2 separate regions of the Homo sapiens genome follow, and region 1 is linked to region 2. A link is a loop called in an ENCODE intact Hi-C map of the cell type or tissue named here. Cell type or tissue: gastrocnemius medialis. All regions are shown on one strand. Region 1 has its middle 11 kb from the start of HSPB1. Region 2 overlaps MDH2 (malate dehydrogenase 2).

The links. A loop is a pair of places that touch in the nucleus more often than their neighbours do. Peaks named below come from ENCODE experiments on the same cell type or tissue, not always from the same donor. Only the 100,000 strongest peaks of a DNase experiment are listed, where the experiment ranks them.
Region 1: a loop joins it to region 2, with 5 times the contacts of the local background. A loop is called at or near these places in 4 of 110 quality-filtered maps.

What each region holds. Positions count from the first base shown.
Region 1 is chr7:76,290,394-76,292,893 of GRCh38, forward strand. No RefSeq gene overlaps it. Among named protein-coding and RNA genes, the nearest start is that of HSPB1, 11 kb to the right of the region's middle. RefSeq lists enhancers at 1-362, 1,019-1,328, 1,395-1,910 and a cis regulatory region at 1,003-1,771. In gastrocnemius medialis, CTCF peaks have their summits at 1,408 (motif pointing right) and 1,628; DNase peaks (open chromatin) are centred at 1,438 and 2,088; H3K4me3 peaks cover 876 bases; H3K27ac peaks cover 1,471 bases.
Region 2 is chr7:76,053,056-76,055,555 of GRCh38, forward strand. MDH2 (malate dehydrogenase 2) reads left to right here. Exons shown (of 9, transcript NM_005918.4): 2 at 1,775-1,943. Among named protein-coding and RNA genes, the nearest start is that of MDH2, 6.2 kb to the left of the region's middle. In gastrocnemius medialis, no CTCF peak of the experiment used is centred here; a DNase peak (open chromatin) is centred at 1,256; H3K27ac peaks cover 2,500 bases.

The DNA of each region.
Region 1 (2,500 bases), 240 kb after region 2:
AATTGCTTCCTTCCCACCCCACCTCAGCACCTGGCCCTACCGGCCTCCTCACTGGCCAGCCTGCCTCATTGCCTTCTCCAATCCCTCCTGCTTTTTTCTTTTCTTTCCTTTTTTTTTTTTTTTTTTTTTTTGCGACAGGGTCTCACTCTGTCGCTCAGGCTAGAGTGCAGTGGCACCATTATGGCTCACTGCAGCCTTGATCTCCTGGTCTCAAGAGATCTTCCTGCCTCAGCCTCCTGAGTAGCTGGGACTACGAGTGCACTCCACTACGCCGTTAATTTTTGCTTTTTTGTTTTCTTGTTTTTGTTTTGAGACAGAGTCTCGCTCTGTCACCCAGGCTGGAGTGCAGTGGCACAATCTCGGCTCACTGCAACCTTCGCCTCCTGGGTTCAAGCAATTCTCCTGCTTCAGCCTCCTGAGTAGCTGGGATTATAGGCATGCACCACCACACCCAGCTAGTTTTTGTGTTTTTAGTAGAGATGAGGTTTCACCATGTTGGCCAGGCTGGTCTCAAACTCCTGACTTCAAGTGATCCACCCACCTCGACCTCCCAAAGTGCTGGGATTACAGGCATGAGCCACTGCACCCGGCCATTATTTTTTGTACAGACGGGATCTCGCTATGTTGCCCAGGCTGGTCTCACACTCCTGGCCTAGAGCGATCCTCCTGCCTCAGTCTCCCAAAGCACTGGGATTCCAGGCATGAACCACCATGCCTGACCACTCCCATTATTTCTAACATGCAGATCTGAACACCCATTCACTCATTCCACAAATACTTATTGAACAATTCCTATGTCCCCTGCAGAGTGGCTGGCTCTGAGGACACAGTACTGAATAAATGAGACAGAACTCCTTGCCATGCAGAACCTGCCTCCTGAGGCCACATCCACCAGCTCACAGGCCTTGGAAGGCCTTCTGAGTGACTCCACCTGGCACGTGCCATCCTTGGCTCCTCCCAGGGCGCCCTCCCACCTTATCTCCCATCGCTGCCCTTGATTCCAATACCCCGAGCCCAGCTGGCGCCCCTCATGCCCTCTCTGCCTCCACGGGTTCAGGTGAGCTCACAGGCCAAGGCCCAGCTCAGCCACCTCCTCCTCCATGCGGCCTTCCTGATGTGCAGCTGCCGTGACTACTCCTGTCTCTGGGGTTCTCTGGGAGCCTGTGTTTAGGGCCCAGTCTCTTCTTCCAGTGATTTATTTGCTAGCATGTTTATCTCTCCCCAAAGCTCTGAGCTTCTGGAGGCCAGGACATGTCTTCCTTGTCTCTGCATCGCCCACGTAGGCCACTTTGAAATGTTTGTTGAATGAGTCATCGAGTGAAGGAAGGAACCCGCAGAGGAACGGTTGCAGAAACTTTGGGGGAGGCCTGGGCACCAAAGGCGAGGCGTGGTGGCGGAAAGCCGACACTAGAGGGCGACAGAGAGTAAGGGAAAAAATGCAGCCAGGACCAACAGGCTTGGAGCAGAGAGATGCCTGGGCCAGGGCTCGTCCCAGCCTGGAAGCCCCAAGCCTTCGTCCTCCATGCCTGCCCTGGCTTCGTGGGGAAGGGGTGGGGAGCATACCAGCCCCCCCCCCGCCCCACCCCGTCTGAACTCAGTCAGCCGACTGAACTCTGCTCTATACCCTGGGGAAAGGGAAGAATAGGACCAGGACGGCCGGCAGGAAAACAGGAAACTCCAGTCCCAGAGCAGCGGGCAGAAGACCGTCCCCAGGATGTGGGCACTTCTCGCCAGAGGGTCCTGAGCCTGGGGCGCACTCTTCTGGTTTGGGGTAAACTTGGTCCTCTCGTGGTCTCTCTCTCTTCAGATAGGGCCCAGGGGAGCCCCCACTCCATACCACGTTTTTCCTTCCAACACATACAGCAGCCAGGAGGCCGGACAGAGCTTTCCGGTTTCCTGTTTTCACAACTGTATTTTCCCCTTTCTCCTTAATCAGTTTCCTACAGCCCCAGACAGGGTGACAGGCCACAGGGCACCTGCCCAGCTTGGCTGTCCCAGCCTGTCCCCCATCCCCTCACCACCCCCAACTTTTTTTTTTTTTTTTTTGAGACAGAGTCTCGTTGTGTCACCCGGGCTGGAGTGCAGTGAGTGGTGCAATCTCAGCTCACTACAACCCCCACCTCCCAGGTTCAAGCAATTCTCAAGCTTCAGCCTCCTAAGAGCTGGGACTTTGGGTTTGCACCACCATGCCCGGCTAATTTTTGTAGGTTTTTTTTTTTCTTTTGAGATGGAGTTTCACTCTTGTCGCCAGGCTGGAGTGCAATGGCACGATCTCGGCTCACTGCAACCTCCACCTCCCGGGTTAAAGTGACTCTCCTGCCTCAGTCTCCTGAGTAGCTGAGATTACAGGTGTGCACCACCACACCTGGCTAATTTTTGTATTTTTAGTAGAGATGGGATTTCACCATGTTGGCCAGGCTGGTCTCGAACCCCTGACCTCAGGTGATCTGCCCACCTCAGCCTCCCAAAGTGCTGGGATTACAGGCGTGAGCCACTGCGC
Region 2 (2,500 bases):
TGGAGGTGTTGCTGAGTACCTAAGTTAGATAACGGAATAGAATGAAGAGGAGGAGCGGGTTGGGAGGGTGGTTGAGCTGCCAAGTTCTTCATGTCCTGACTTGATGTCTCTGATAAGAAGGAGGTGGCAGAAGATGGTTCTAGAAGTTTACATTTAGTGAACACAAGTGCCATTTGGGACCAGGGATGGAGGGAGGGGGGCAGGATAAATGGACAGTTGAGTTTGTGGAACCCATGGAACGCCTAACAGAACTGGGAATGCAGAGCTGGGATTTGGGAGTCCCTGAGACTCACACAAGATGTGGGAGTGAGAGCTGAAGATCCAGAAGTGGGTGAGGCTGAGCCTGCCCGACCTCAGGTTCTGAGCGGGTCTGACAGGTTCAAGTTTCCAGGCAGCCAGGGGTTCACCTTTAAAGCACCAACTTGAAACTCAAAAACCTGTTTGAATTCAAATGTTGGTTGTATATGCTTCCACAGTTTAATTTCCTGAGCAGAAACCCACTGGGTAAGCGTCTTGATTCGGATTTTGGTTTGTTGGGTTTTGGTTTCTGATAACCAAAGCCTGTTATTAGCTGGCCTCAGCTACTGTAGAAGACTGTGCAGTGATGCTGTCAGGCCCCAGATGACCACACACGGTGCCGAGAGTTCCCGTGTCTGCCACTTTGTTTGCCTCTTCCCTCACTGGTAGCTGCCTGCCTGCCTGCCTGCCAGGGATCGGCTGTGCTTCTCATTTGTGAGTTTAGATCAGAAACAAGCTCCCTGGGTATGGCTGTAATTTTGGTCAGACCTTGAGTGAGACCTAGAGGGGAAGAGTGCCTTCGAATAACGGGAGTGATTGCTGGATGCGGGGCCGGGTCACTTTCACCCCATCACTTTCCTAACTGTTCCAAGCTGAAATGCCCAGGGCCAGCTGCTACTTTGCTGCCTGTTCTTCTGATTAGCCTGGTATGAAACAGTGATTCTCAAACTGTTTGGTATCAAAATCATCTGGGGAAAATGGCAAAAATGCCAAGGCCTAAGCCCCATCCCGCTTCCAGGAGCCTAGTCCTGAGTGGGCTTCATTAGCTCAGCAGGTGGCTCTGATGCACACCTAGGCTGGAGAACCAGTGTGAGATACTGGAGCCCGAGATGACAGATCTGACTCACCAGGAGGGTTGGAGTCTTTCGCAACGTACGTAACCCCTTCCACCTCTTGTTAGGCAGCTCCTTGTCCTGCCTGAGGCTCCAGCCACAAGTTTGCTGCCTGGATGAATCTTCTCTGATTCCCCACCCCTGCAGGGAGTTGATTGCCGCAACCCCATCTGCCCTCTTGCACAAGGGGCTTCTGTGACAGTGTTCTCCCTGCTCCTAATGCATCTCATTACCTGTCTCCTACAGAGCCAGCAGGGATCTTCCTGCAACCTCAGTTACCGGGAGGGCCTGTTGCTAGGCACTCAGTGTGTGTTTATAGTTTATAAAGCTGCAGGTTGAAGGGAAGGCTGCTGTTACCAGTCCAGCTGCCTGATGGAGTCCAGCTTGTTCTTCATCTTTCAGGAGGGTTTTGAAGTACCCTGAGTATCACAGACTCTACAGACATAAATTCTCCCCATTTGAAAGTGGACCTTTGGAATGAAGGTCCTGAATTCTTCCAGAATGAGACTGTTACAAATACAATGATTGTATCTTGCTTTGGCAACTGCAGTAAAAAGAGGCCCAGTGCAACATTATAGGATACCATGTGAATCCTTTTCATGCTCATTTCCTCCTAAGAGTCCTTTCTCTGTGCCTCTTTTTAGAACAATGCTAAAGTAGCTGTGCTAGGGGCCTCTGGAGGCATCGGGCAGCCACTTTCACTTCTCCTGAAGAACAGCCCCTTGGTGAGCCGCCTGACCCTCTATGATATCGCGCACACACCCGGAGTGGCCGCAGATCTGAGCCACATCGAGACCAAAGCCGCTGTGAAAGGTACTGGGCGCGCTGACCCTGGAGACTTGCTTCCTGTCCCCAGTAGGCCAGGATTCGAGTTTTGAGTAAGATTCTTAGATGAAACTAAATGTTTAGAGACGGGGGTTTCTCTGTTTTAAATTTAAATTTTACAAGTGATTACACCCTTTTAGACTTGGCGTCTATAAAAATTGAAACAGCGGTGTCTTTTAGAAATGTGAGGTAGCCTAATCATCCCATTTTCTACTTTTTCTAATTTGAAAAGTAGTATGAGGATGGGGAAGAGGGAAGTGTCAGCAACCTCTGGTGAGGATTTGGGGACAGTAAGGTGGTGGTCTCAGCTGCGGGCCACCTTCCCTCCACCCCAGGGTTATCTTGCCAGCTTCTCAAAAAGCACGGCCTCTTTGGGAAACCTCCCCGTCTGTGGAAGGCAGTGTCGGATATTCAGTAAATGTTGTCTGGAAAATGATTCACTGGACTTAGTGCAGTGGCTTATACCTGTAATCCCAGCACTTTGGGAGGCCAAGTCAGGAGGATTGCTTGAGTCCAGGAGTTCAAGACCAGCCCAGGCAACATGG